Regions from separate parts of the Homo sapiens genome. Here region 1 is linked to region 2. A link is a contact called in ENCODE Hi-C or POLR2A ChIA-PET data. All regions are on one chromosome and are shown on one strand. Each heading gives the region's core, a stretch centred on a gene start or an enhancer-like site at or near the end of the contact. The rest is flanking DNA. Distances are from core to core; before and after follow the strand shown.

The links. A loop is a pair of places that touch in the nucleus more often than their neighbours do. ChIA-PET counts read pairs that join two places held with the same protein, here RNA polymerase II (POLR2A). Pooled maps may share reads with other maps.
Region 1: a loop to region 2 is called in a pooled map, with 4 times the contacts of the local background. The contact joins two enhancer-like sites. A Hi-C loop is called at or near these places in 1 of 37 single-sample maps with no recorded cell type and 5 of 50 pooled maps. POLR2A ChIA-PET finds 5 or more read pairs at or near these places in 1 of 52 experiments (activated T-cell).

What each region holds. Positions count from the first base shown.
Region 1 is chr4:76,981,125-76,988,131 of GRCh38, forward strand. The region is part of intron 1 of SEPTIN11 (septin 11); the gene reads left to right. Among named protein-coding and RNA genes, the nearest start is that of SEPTIN11, 35 kb to the left of the region's middle. Within about 2 kb of position 3,112, at least 20 of the 41 ENCODE cell types and tissues checked have a DNase peak (open chromatin) inside an H3K27ac peak, as active enhancers do.
Region 2 is chr4:76,781,401-76,788,267 of GRCh38, forward strand. SHROOM3 (shroom family member 3) reads left to right here. Exons shown (of 11, transcript NM_020859.4): 11 at 1-1,853. The region is part of intron 1 of SHROOM3-AS1 (SHROOM3 antisense RNA 1); the gene reads right to left. Among named protein-coding and RNA genes, the nearest start is that of SHROOM3-AS1, 18 kb to the right of the region's middle. RefSeq lists enhancers at 103-1,302, 342-1,301, 433-802, 536-830, 5,196-5,697 and 1 more and silencers at 2,898-2,967, 2,978-3,027, 3,078-3,147. Within about 2 kb of position 1,596, at least 6 of the 41 ENCODE cell types and tissues checked have a DNase peak (open chromatin) inside an H3K27ac peak, as active enhancers do.

The sequences.
Region 1 (7,007 bases), core at 1,862-4,361, 200 kb after region 2:
GCTCTTGCACATATTTTATCATCTCTTTTTGAGAGCTGATGGGATTTATAACGGATTGTTGTATGCAGTTGCATTTTCCCTGTGTTCTACTTGGGCCCTACTTGATTATTCAGACATATCAACATGATGATAATGATAAAGAAAATGGCTCTTTAAGAGACATTTTTAGTGGACAATGGAGGGGGTGGAGAGGACTGTGGGAACATTCTTGTGAGCTGCAGCATGTGAAAAGGTTTGTTTTGCATTAACTGATCAAGACAAGAAAGCCAGCATATAAAATCTTCTATCAATAGGAGAACTTTGAGAAAAGAGGAAAATTGTAATACAGCCTCTTGGGTCTGCTTTCCTAAGCACAACAGTATGTGTGAGAAAAACTCTAAACCAACTTTCTCTTACACCTAGGTGGATGCTTCTACAATGTGCAGTTAACTTTCTGTAAGGCAGAAAGTTGTCTCTGCTAGTGGGAGTATTTATTGATTTATTAGGGGTTATTTGGTCCTATTTTTTGAGAAGGAGAACAGAGTAAGGAAGGAGTAAGAAAGCTTTAGCTTGATTAGAATGGCTGAACTTGTAGCGGTAACAAATAGAGTCTGTTTATTAGCTTCTCTGCAAGATATGCATTTTTTTTTTTTTTCATGCTCTGCAGAAGTTTGCATCAAATAGCTTACCATTTGGATGGTTGCCCCAGCTGGTAATCTGGGTTAAAACCTTGACTGAGGCAATTCTATACTCATGATCCCTTGGTGTGCTGGTCTGGTGGGAAGATATGTTTGTAAGTACACTAGGGAGTGGGAAACAGAAAAGTCTTTCATGACGTGGCTGCTCAGTGATTGTTTCTAGATCTCTCCCCCAAGTGACACTCGAATACTTAGTAGCACATCCTGGGCATAATGCTCCCCATTTAAGGACTATTTCCAGTAAACTGAAAAAGAATCAGTTTTAAAGTCTTACATCCTCTACTCTTAGTTTTCCTAGTTCATTGATTTCCCTGCCCTTTGGGCCTCTTTCCTTTTCCTGCTGCCTTCCTTGATAGATTCTACCTCTTTCTTTCCATCCATCTCCATTCCCTTTCTGCAACTATTCAAATCTTTTTTTTTTTTTTGATTGAGATGGAGTCTTGCTGTTGCCCAGACTGGAGTGCAGTGGTGTGATCTTGGCTCATTGTAACCTCCGCCTCCTGGGTTGAAGCGATTCTCCCACCTCAGCCTCCTTAGTAGCTGGGATTACAGGCGGGTGCCACCATGCCTGGCTAATTTTTGTATTTTTAGTAGATACGGGGTTTCACCATGTTGGCCAGGCTGGTGTCAAACTCCTGGCCTCTAGTGATTGCCTGCCTCAGCCTCCCAAAGTGTTGGGATTACAGGCATAAGCCACCACCCCCGGCCCAGATCTTATTTCATCTTACCATAACCTAGGGCAAAACTGACCTGCTTTAAGAGAGTTTTACATTTTTGCTCTGGTCCACATTCATCTCCATTGTCTAACCCTGTAATCTTTGTAGTATATTTCATCATGAAACATTTCAAAATCATCTTCCATTTTACCTCAATAACTTATCTCCCTAATAAGACTCAAATTCCTTAAGAATCTTTTGTATTTCCTAGAATTCTTGTTACAAACACAACACCTAAACATTTGCAGTTTACTTTCATTTTTGGAAGGCTTCCTCCAAAGGCTAGCTAGTTTGTGGTTAGCTGCCCTTATCAGATTCAGTGTAAAAGGTTTGCCTTGGTAGCCTGAGAGGGATCTAGTTTACCATGCTTTTACTAATATCTATCTTTTTTCTCCTGGAGACAGTTGTGTGTTTTTTTTGTTGTTTTTTGTTTTTGTTTTTTTTTTAGCTGGGGAAATGCCAATATTCATTATTATATCTTATCCTAAAGTTACACAGGAGAAATAGGGATGTTGAAATAATGTATACTTTGGTAGGCAGAATCCGAAAATGGCCCCAAGATCCCAGCCCCCTGGTGTACACGCTCTGCATAATCCCCAGAACTTGTGAATATCACTCCCACAGGTAGGTTATGGCACAGCTGTCGTTTAGAAATGGAGATTGACCTGGGTGGACCTTACCTCATTAAGCAGTCCCTTAAAAGGGACCAGACTGTTCCTGAAGAAGGATATTTGACATGTGAGAGGGACACAGGGAGATTTTTCATTGCTGACTTTGAAGACAGAGGTGACCTCGTGGCTTGGAACCGTCAGTGACTTTTTGGAGCTGAGTGCAGCCTCTGACAGCGAGTAAGGAGAGAAGGCCCTCAGTCCTACAGCTGCAAGGAATTGAGTCTGCCCACATCTGGAATGAGCTTGGAAGAGGGTATTTCCCCAGAGCCTTGAGAGGACAACCTCCTTAGCTTGGCCCACACTTTGATTTCAGCCGTGTGATAACCCAGGCAGAAAGTCCAGCTACACCATGCCCAAAGTTGTGACCTATGAAACTGACTGCTAATAAATGGATGTTGTTTCAAGCCACTAAATTTGTGATAATTTGTTATATGGCAGTAGAAAACTAGCACATGCCCCACATTTATGTAAACAACCCCTATTCCATCCTGATATTGTTTTATCCAGGGTTGAGATTAAGACACAGTAGAACTCTTAGAGGCCAGGTGTGGTGGCTCATGCCCGTAATCCCAGCACTTTGGGAGGCCGAGGCAGGCAGATCACAAGGTCAGGAGTTCAAAACCAGCCTGGCCAACGTGGTGAAACCCCGTGTCTACTAAAAATACAAAAATTAGCTGGGCGTGGTGGCAGGTGCCTGTAATCCCAGCTACTCGGAAGCTGAGGCAGGAGAATTGCTTGAACCCTGGAGGCGGAGGTTGCATTGAGCCGAGATCGCGCTATTGCACTCCAGCCTAGGCGACAGAGCAAGACTCCATTTCAGGGAAAAAAAGAAAAGAAAAAAAGAACTCTTAGGAAGACTTGAGGATTTTGGCCATAATTGTTTAGTAATATTTGTAGAGCAAGACCAGATGTTAATTGGTATGTTTATTTCCTCAATATGTATCATGGTTTTGGTCATTTCTGGTATAATTCCTCAATTTTCAGGTGCTGGAAATGTGTCACTGGACTCAGATGTTCTAGGTCAGCCTGGATTAGGAACTGAACATGCCTTGGGAGGAGAAAGCAGCCAGGTTGTGACTAGGGGAAACAGCCCTGGTGCTTTTGTTCATGACTTGCTTGGAACTGGATTGGATTTTTTTTTTTTCTTCTCTCACAGAGACTGCCATCACATGGCCATTACTGTAACTGAAAATCCCCTGCCTTTTCAGAAAGGCACAGAAATATATGGTATCTTTCAGAAAGGAAGTGGCTAATTTATATCCGGTGATAGAAATGGTGGCATCGGGAAGGAAGCGTCCCATCCATATTTCATTATTTGCTGATGAATGCATTCAGTGAATAGAAATAGATGAACTGAGCCACAATATTTCTCAAACAGGAAATACTGAGGAATAGATGTGTGAATATGAGTAGCACAGGACATAAAAAGTTGAGGAAAAAACTTCCAACTGCTTTGAGCCTCTTAATTCTATTTGACCTCCTATTCGTCACTGTTTTGAAGATATTCCATAGGATAAAGACAGGGCAGGAGGGACAAAAATGACCCAAATAAACAACAGTGAGACAAGTGGGTGGTTTTATGCTCTGCAAGAGACGTGATATGTCTTAAATGGAACTGGGTTGTTTGGGACCCACTGGACAGCAAGAGGGTTTTGAAATGGTTTATGACCTCTTCCCCACTTCCCCGCTTGCTTTGCTCATTAGTGTTCCTAGGTGGCTGCTGGGTGACGGGCTTTTCATCATCTCTGATGTGGGCCAGTGCGAAAGAGCAGCTGCAACATCTGTTTCTAATTGGGTCGTGCCTTTATAAATACTTCTTGCCTATTTGTCACATTGCTTCCCTCCCACCCTGTCTTCCTTGGAGTACTGCAGAATCTGTAAGCGTCCCTGGAATGCACACGTGGACCTTGTCATTCCCAAACAGACTTTCTGCTGGTCAGCACTTTGTAATGTTCGGCTGTTACAGGCATTAGTCACTTGTGCTCAGAGAGAGACTGTGGTCTTTGGAAACTGAAGAAAATGTCTTTTTTGTTGTTGTTAATTCTTGGCATCCAGTTAGATTTAACTTCTCAAGAGTTTACACAGACTTTTAGAAAAACATTCTGTCTCTAAGAAAAAAGTGCTCTAGCTTTGTACAGTTTTTGGATTTTCACACTTGGTGGTTGTTTGCTGAAATGCTGTTTTGCTAGTGATTCCCCTCCTCCCCCTATCTGGGGTTGTAAGCAGCTCTGGGGCTCTGTTCACTTCGGATACCTGTTTCTGGGGACTGCTTTTCAACAGCGTTTTTCCTAAGGGCATATGAGAAATTTAATTTCTGATGGAATGAAGGTGAAACTCTAGTCCCAGGTAAACCTGGGTAGGCTGTAGAGACAGAAAGGGGGCTGCAGGTCTAGGTGGAAGAACGAGAACGAATGCAGCATGGTATTTCCAGGCCTTTTAGATTCGGCTTCATCCACAACCAATGTGAGTTCTTATCTGCAAAGCGGGCCTAAGTGTAATGGAGGGAAGGTGGGCCAGGCACCAGGGTCCTGGGTTCTCCCGCGCCTCACTCTGTCTCCACCTGGCCCATGCATAAAGAACACTAGTCAAGTAGCCATTGTACCTGTTTCCTTATCTGAAAATGAGAAGGTTGGAGAGTATGACTTCTGTTGAAACAACAAGGCGCTTACAAATTTTGGTGAAGTCGAATGAGGGCAGCGTTAAGAGAAATATCAAAGTTAGTCATTGGATTTCAGGGCTTAGGGATGGAAACCAGCTGGTAGTAGACTGGTTGTAGTTATGTCCAAAGGGCAGAGTGGGAAAAATTTGGCCGAAAAGAGTGTGGTGGGTGACCAGCAAATGTTAGAGGTATACATCAGGGCACAGAGGAGAAAAGCTAACATGATACTGATGACTTCAAGTCTTCACTGTCCAATTCAGAGGATAGGGGAGGGTTTAAGCTGATTAAACAGTGGGCTTTTTTTCTCCTGCAAGAGGGTGGAGGTCTATAACTGTGCAGATTTTATCAGATGCATGCTAATACATGTTATTCTGGGGGACTCTCTTATACCTTGAAGTAGACATTGCTGCTATTTGGCGTGAAAAAAATAGGAGGACTTATTTGAATTGAGAATGGGGATAGGCTGAGTTCCACCGAGATGTTGGCTTAGAGATGCCTGGGCCATGCTGTACAGTAGGAAGCCCAGCAGAGGAGATTGGGCTGTGTGGGTCATGACAAAGGGAGTTGTTAGCTTATGGTTGGCTATTAAAGTCATGGGCAAGGATGGGCAAGAAAAGTGTGTAAAATGAGCTGACAAAAGATAAATATGTTAATTAATTCTTTACAACAGCCCTGTGAGAGAATGTGTCTTAAAGCTGACAAAACTGAGGCAAAGTTAAATACCCTAGGTCACACAGCTAAACTATGAAAGAGGTGCTCTTGTCTTGACTTCACATGTTGGGCACCTTCCACTACACTTTTCCACTTTTCCGATTCCTCCTGTCACTTTCAACATGACTTGGTTCTACTATTAGAAAAATTAAGTTCTCCTATTTTACTCTGTTAACCTACCTATTAGCTACAATAAATATTGTGGGCTTACCTCCTCAAAAAAGATCTTTATTTAGTATTATTGTTATTGATGTTCCTGGATTTTAAAAATCTTATATATTTTCTATTATAAAACTACAGCTTTTTTTTCTTTTGTAATAATTCAAATGTTACAGAAACAAAACAATTAAAAGGTAACATTTCCCGAAAATCTTACCAGCCCCAAAGAAAACCCCCACACGGCATTAATTTTGTAAGGATCTGGAAAAGCAAAATGTGTTCCTCTACTGGGAGTCTTCTGGAGAAAGTTACTTGGAGATAGCACTTGGAATTGGGACAATTATTCAGTATTAATCAAGTGCTTTTTTGGTTATATGATATGTTTTCCAGAGTGGCTCCCTGGGTTTGGCATTCTGAGCTTATCTACCTGGCTTTGTGACCTAGGGGCTGGCTCCTGGATGCTCCTCCTTAGTCTCAGCTTCCAGCTGGGCCGCACTGAGAAGTTGTTCTTTCCTTGTATTACCATATGGTTTTTCTCTTAACAGTTCCTCACTGCCGCCTGGCGCTCTCTGTTCTGCTGCTTGTGTGAGACAATTTCCTTGGGGGTTTTCTTGGCTCTAGGCATGGGATTTCATGGTATAGATGACAAGCAGAGTAGCAAATGTTGTTCAAATCATCTTTAAAGAATGCAATTCTCATTGGTAATGAGATGGTCCAGACATTTTATATTATGAAAGTTACCCCAGCAATGCTTAGCTTTGAAAGCATCCCGATGCTGGCTTCATAGCTGTGGTTTGGGTCAAAACTTTGCATTCCAGTGTTTTCCCTTTTGCATGAGAACTAAGGGCGTTTCCCATCTTCCCATTAACCTTCTTTTTTTAAAAGAGAATGTGAAACCAATTCAATACTTTCTAGAATGCAGTCAGATAAGAGTGTGTATCTACAGAAATGATTAATCAGGGTACTTAAATAAAACTTACTTTGCGGACAGTTCGTGAGGCCAGAATTTCTCCAGATACTGGGAGGTGGCTGGTGGTCAGTCAAAGATTTTGTGTGCGAGACAGCATGTTCTTTTCTTTACCTCTCTTCAGCTCAGAGGCGTCTGTACTACTGAAATAGGACCTCAGAAAAAGACATGACCTAAGATGAAGGGGTATGTACTTCTTCTCTTTTCCAAGTGGGTATTCTGTAAGGAGAAAAGACAGAGCTCAAAGGAGTGTACTGTACATGTCTCCTCTGCCCTCTGCTGCCCCATGGTTTCATCTCAGCTCTCTTTAAAATTGGACATCTGTTCCCTTGAAACCTGAGTTCTGATATTTCTACCTTCTCCCATCAGGTACTGCTGCTCAGAAAGACTATTTGTTTTCATCTGAATATGTGAAACCTGCACATCAGCTGTACACAGGGGCCGCCT
Region 2 (6,867 bases), core at 346-2,845:
TACAGGCATGAGCCACTTCACCCAGCCACTTTTCTAATTTATAGACATAAAAGTAATTGACTCCCACAGCACAGTAACAGGCAATGCTGCTTGGCATGCCACAAACATCTGAAAGCTTGTGACACTCCTAGGATTGTGTCCATTCTTTCATTATGTGGAAACTTTGTTCTGTTATGTGAAATGGGTAAGGCACCAAGTGAGACTTTGAAATCTAATTTTTAGGTGGATGTGATATTTATTGTAATAGGACTTGACCTCTGTACTTTAAAGAAATCACTAACCAAATTTTCAAAGTTTCCTTTTAAATGCGTTTAGCTAGAAATCTATGTATTTATCCCTTTCCTATTTTGCATTCTTCTCCCACTATTTTTAAAAACTCATTTACAGTAGAAACCATTCTTCTTTCTCCCAACAGTATCCTTTGCCAAGACCATGAGAACAGTAAGGAGCATGTTGTTGGTCAGGGTTTCAGAATACGCGTGATGTCACTGAGAATGTTTGCTCACAGTCAATAATTGTCTTTGTGGATGTGATAATTTTGGAGATACACTTCTGGTCAGAACTCAGGTGAGATAATCTTGCAATACTCCAAATGCAGATACTCCAGCCACCCGCAAGGTTCCAGGAAAGGACAATGTCCTGCGAGAAAATCAGGAGGCCTCCACTTCCTGGGCCACTTGAGAAGTTCCTGGGCATGTCACTACATGTTGGTTGACTCAGCCATTTCTCATGCTGTTTTGTTTCTTGCGGTGGCCACTTAACCCCAAAGAATGAAGGGAGGATCCACAGTGAAAGTGCCTGAGTTTCTCTATGAGACCAGATGCTGTCGAAACCAAACATCTTTTCCTTTGCTCTATGGGAACATTTTAGGGTTTGTTTTGCACAGCTGGTTTCCAGACTAGAAGATTAACAAGTTTGGGTCCACCCCTAAGAATCAGTGGCTGTCTTTTAAGGTGAGGAGTGTGGGCTTAACTGAGGTCCTTTGAGGGAGCTATAAAGGAGAAACAACCTGGGACATCCCAGTTTTCCTATTCCTCCACTGTTAATATCTCATCTAAAATAATTCATGAGTTTAAATGGTAAATATATGCTTTAAGCTCTACCTTTAAACTTGTATGTTATTCAGGCATCTCTTATTAAGATACTGGGTCTCTGGATACCCAAGGAAATGTTGGCTTTTTATTCTTATGTGGTTCCAAATTTACTTCTCTTCAGTTTAATTGTCCATGGTAGTGCTGGCTTCATTGTTAGGTTGGAGTTATTATTTTCCTTTTAGAACAACATGAATTTTATTCACCTTACTATTAGAAAAAGGAATAACTACAGCCAGAAATAACTTCATTTCCTACAAGGTATAAAAAGTGGTCAAGTGAATGTGAAGGGGCTTTTCTACACAGGAATATATTATCGGGAACAAAGTATTTCCTGCTGCCTTAACTCTTTGGGATGCATAGGATAAAATGATAAAGACCATTTTAATATCAGAAAGGGTTGTCTTATTAATTTTTAAATAAAACTTCACATTTCTTAATGGGGAGCTCATTCAGAAACTAAATAATGGTTTCTCAAAGTGTGGTCAGGATACGATCTGCATCAGAATCCTTGGAATGCTTGTTAAAAATACCAATTGCTATGACAAAACCAAGTCTGCTGGAAACTGCATTTCAGCAGGTTTCCCATGTTATTCTGATGTATTTTAACATTTGAGAGCCACTACCAATCATCTGTACAGTTCCTACTGTTATGATCACAATAAGACTAACATGAATTTAATAATCTGAATAATTTTTAAAATTTAAATAAACAGAAATTGAAGTTAAATTTAAAAATAAAAATAACCTCAGAAGTTGAAAGTCCTGTCATATTTATTCTATTAGCTATATAAGTTTATACTGTCTCCACTACTTTTATATAATCCCCAAGGTTGTGATACAGATTTTGTTCCCTGTTTACTCTTTTTTAGATCTGTTTTAAACAAGTTATGCACTTATTCAGATTTAATTGCACTAATTATTTTTCCTCAAAAGGAATCAGTTTTATCACACATTGCCAGTAATTTTAAGTTCTGCCCTGACTGAAATTAATCAACTGGCCTTTTCAGTGGGAACTTTACTGATTTAGTGGGAATCAGATTCCTGTTGCTTCATCACAAATGTTATCCTACATATGAGTTAGAACCTCTCCTTGGTGTGGATTTGACAATTTAGCTAATGAAACAAGACTGTGTTCATTTTCTTTGAGAAATGAAAGCAGCTGTCACCCAATTTTGAAACTCTAAAATCAAAATTAGGCAAGAAGAAAGTTGTGAATGAAAAAACTGGCTCATTGATTCCTACTTCATTCTATAAATTATTCTCTAGGTGGAAAGGCAGCTGTATTTCTTGCTTAAACACTGGTATTGCTATTGCTTTACAGTAGGTTGAACAGGGGAAATATTTATATAAAGAGTTATTAAATTCTGATAAACGAGTGACTATAGGACATAAGGAAATTCTCTCTGGTACCCTAGAGCTAAGGAAGAGTACTCAAGGAAAGACAAACTGGGAAAGAGTCCCAAGCCTGAGGTTCAGACCTCCTTGGAGAACTGAACTCGACCCACATAGCAGGGAAGTTAGCTGGTTTGCCCAGGCTGGAACTGGTCTGCAGTCCCTGAGCGCATAGGAAGCAACCCTCCAGAGTGCAGGCTGGGTCAGTCCACCAGCAACCAACAGCCTGGCTGTGCACAGAGTGGGGGCCTGCAGCAGGCGTGGCTGCCCAGTGGGAACCCTCCAGGTCACAGGTGATCCTCACAGGATCTTCAGAGAGTGAGGAGCCAGTGTTGGCAGAAGGCCTTCCGGGCACTGATGCAGCAGGAATCTTTCAGGGCTCAAGTTTGTAATCCACAGGCCCAGGAGAAGGTTATGGCCAGAATGAGGCTTCAAGGTCCCAAGGCACCACCAATTGTAGGCAGTGGTTGGAAGAGAACTCCATCAGATGTCCTCACACCCATACCACTGACCCATAAGGCAGCAGCCACAAAGGGCCCCAACAGCACCCCCTATGGAGAGAGCTTAACATCGTGCTGACTGTAAAAGATGCTTAAAAGGACCCTGCCCATTACACAGACACTTGATTGAAGGGTTATTCCAGAGCTGAGCCAATAAATTGATAGCCGTCACAGACACATTGTTCTACATATATACCCTGGCATTATCTTCTGATACCACATGTAATTTTATAGTTGCTGATTCTGTAAGAACCATTTCTCAGATAATAAAACAGTGCCTATAAAATGGCCAACATATCTCTTGAAGGAGGTGTCAAAAGGAAAGCAGTTTCTCATTTATGTTTTCTTTAAACATGCTCCATACACCTATATTACTCAAAGTATCTAAATCAATAGATTTAGATTCAGGCCGATTTAAGAGCATGTCTAAGGTTTGTTTCTGTTGAGGTCTCTCTCTGCCTAGCTCTGCCTCTGTATACCTCTGTATGTGTCTACGTCTCTCTTGGTGTGTCTCCACATATGTTTTTCTCTATCTCAACATCTGCAACTGTCATACTTTCCTGTTCATTTATTCCCAAAATGATTCATATTTATACATTAAGTTCAGTGGTGCAATCATAGCTCACCACAGCCTCGAACTCCCAGGCTCAGGCGATCCTCCTGCTTCAGCCTCCCAAGTAGCTGGGACCACAGGCATGAGCCACCACACCTGGCTAATTTTTTAAAATATTTTTGGCAGAGATGGGGTCTCCCTATGTTGCCCAGGCTGGTCTCAAACTCCTGGGCTGAAGCAATCCTCCTGCCTCAGCCTCCCAAAGTGCTGGGATTACAGGCATGAGCCACCATGCCCAGGTGTTTTGTTTGTTTGTTTTAATTTGAAAGAAAAATTAAGAATCTCACCTCATTTTAAATTTTAATAAATATAAAGAAGATGTTGCAATATTGTTTAAATATATGTAAGAGTGAATGAGAACTATTCCTCATCTCTAATTAGAACAGAATATAGGAATTGGCTTTATTTTGTAGTAATAAAAATTGATTTGATAAAAAGGAACAATTCAAAGGCAGCTCATGGATACGGAAATGAGAATTTTAAAAGCCCATCTTCCCTCAAAGATTAAAAGAAAAAAAAGAAATAGAATACCTAACCTTGTATGCAATGGTTTAGAGCAGATTTATTAAAAGGCAGGGAGGTAGTCGGATGTCTCCTTCCAGTGAAAGTAGATAGGCAGAAAAGGAACTTAAGCTTAGGATAAAAAGAACAAACAACATCTTCCAAGTTGCCTCAAAAGGTCAACCTCAGTTTGATAATGTATCACTCAATGTGTTTTTTGTTTTTTTGTTTTGGTTTTGTTTTGGTTTTTTGAGACAGAGTGAGCCCGTAATCCCAGCCCTTTGGGAGGCTGAGGTGGGTGCATTATTTGAGGTCAGGAGATCGAGACCAGCCTGGCCAACATGCTGAAACCCCGTCTCTACTGAAAAAAAAAAAAAATTAGCCAGGTGTGGTGGTGCATGCCTGTGGTCCTAGCTACTCTGGAGGCCAAGGCAGGAGAACTGCTTGAACCCAGCAGGCGGAGGGTGCAGTAAGATGAGATCGCACCACTGCACTCCAGCCTGGGCAACAGAGTGAGACTCTGTCTCAAACAAACAAACAAACAAACAAACAAAACAAATTGTAAGTCCTTCTTGCAAATGTTGGTTAAAAGCTAACTAAGGAGTAATGTGCTTAGGAAGAAGAAACTAAGAAAATCAATTTACGGTGTGGTTAAGTAATGTGCCTCTACAGGTAGATGAGAGAGACGCATGTGTAGGAAGGGAGGTACAGCAGGAAAACTGTGTGTTCATCATGACTCTGGATGATTAAATATGTGCATTCACACAGGTAATTGAGAAGATATATGGTATGTCTGCTAACAAAAGTAGAACTACAGCTCTTCAGATCATATTGATCAGAAATCAGTAGAAAGTACCAAATAAAGACTTCTATCTACAGGAGATTCGTGGCATTGAGCAAGATGGCCAACTGGAAGCCCCTGGTGCTCGTCTCTCTCACAATGACAACCAGAACAATGAATAAACAACTACATTTTAACAAAAATAAGTGAGGGACGGTGCATCAGAGAAGTAACAGAAACCCCAGTGAGCAGAGAAATTCAGGATGGCCAAAGAGAATGGAAGGAAATCCTGGGCCTCTATTGCCCTGTCCCCAAACTGGGACTAGCTGGGAACCAGGAAGAACTTCTTCTTATGGTGAGGAGGTAAGAGGATTCCATAAATCCCCATCAGCACCTTGGATATCTACAAACCTCACCACTGGAGTCCCCTGCAGTCCTCACAGTTACTCAACCCAGCTGGGGGAGCTGCCTGGAGTCCACATAGCGTGCTCCTCCCAGAGAAGGAGCCAACACCATGCTGTGCCCCACGGCCCATGTGGCTGCTGCGCTATACCATCTTGGAACTAAAACTACAGCTGGAGTGTGTCTTGCTCCAGGGGTGCATAGCCACGGCTCCCTTTCATCCCTGAGGCTAAGCTGCCACTAAACCACCCCATCCCAGTGGCCTGACATCCCCAAGCTGAGCTGCAAGTAGCTGTTACAGCCTTCCCCAGGGCCAAGCAGAGGTGGAGTCACTCCACCTACCCCTACCCCTGCCCTTTCAGGCCGGAGCTGAAGTGGCACCCTGCCTCCCAGCAACAGTACCTAAGCCGTTCAGAGCAGCCACTCTTCCCCTATGCCTAAGTTGAAGCAGCACTCTGCATCCCAAGAAATGATGCCTTGGCTGCCACGCAGAGCAGCCATGCACCCTAGGACTTACGCTGATGCAGGGCCCTGCAACTGAGGGAAATGGTCCCTGAGCCACCCAGAACAGTCATGCCTCCCAGTCCTGAAGCAGCACAGCCCCTGGGGAATCGGTGCCTTGGCCAAGCTGAGCAGCTGTGATTCCAGGGCTGAGCTGATGTAGTACCCCATATCCCAGGGAAATAGAGCAGTGGTTGAGGTGAGACACCCTGCCCTACAGGCCAAACAACTCCAGTACCCTGTGCTTCCTTGGGGCTGGACTAGCTCCCTCAAGTACAAACTGCTGAGATGCCCCTCTTCTTGGGAAGTGAAGATATCACTTGCTGTTCCCTGCTCCCCCAAGGCCCAAATGAGAGATGTGCTCCACCATTCTGGGACACTTGCTGCCACCGCACCTGGCCTCTCACTCTGGGACACTGCCGGGTCCCACCATCCCATGGTCTAGAGGAGGGGTATCCAATCATTTGGTTTCCCTGGGCCACAGTGGAAGAAAAATAGTCTTGGGCCACACGTAAAATGCACTAACACTAACGAAAGGTGACAATAGCTGACAAGCTTAAAAAAAAAACTCAATGTTTTAAGAAAGTTTATGAATTTGTGTTGGGCCACATACAAAGTCATCTGAACCACATGTGGCCACACACCATAAGTTAGATAAGCTTAGTTTAGAGTCACTACTACACGGTCACCTTATGGGACCTGAGTTGCCACTGAGCCCTATTGGCTCAAGTTCCCAGATTGCAGGGATCTCCTGCTCCCCAGGCCCAAACCTCCAGAGCACCTTGTTCTTCCTGAGTCTGGCCAGTGGTGTGCCTGCATCCAGTGGAAGAACCATCACCACAACCCTGCCTGAGCTACAAGGGATGACTCAGAGTTACCGATTCTGGCAGTGTGGGCAACCTACATCCAACCCTGCCACAGAGAGCAAATCTACACCCCAAGACCCAAGTGCCACAATGGGTTTGTAAGACTCTGAGCCCTACAGCTGCTCTGAGCACCTGCACCTCAAACCCAGTGCTGATGCAGCTGCTTGTAGACCATGTCATACCTGACACCAAGAGGAATCCCTTTAACTCCCCTCAT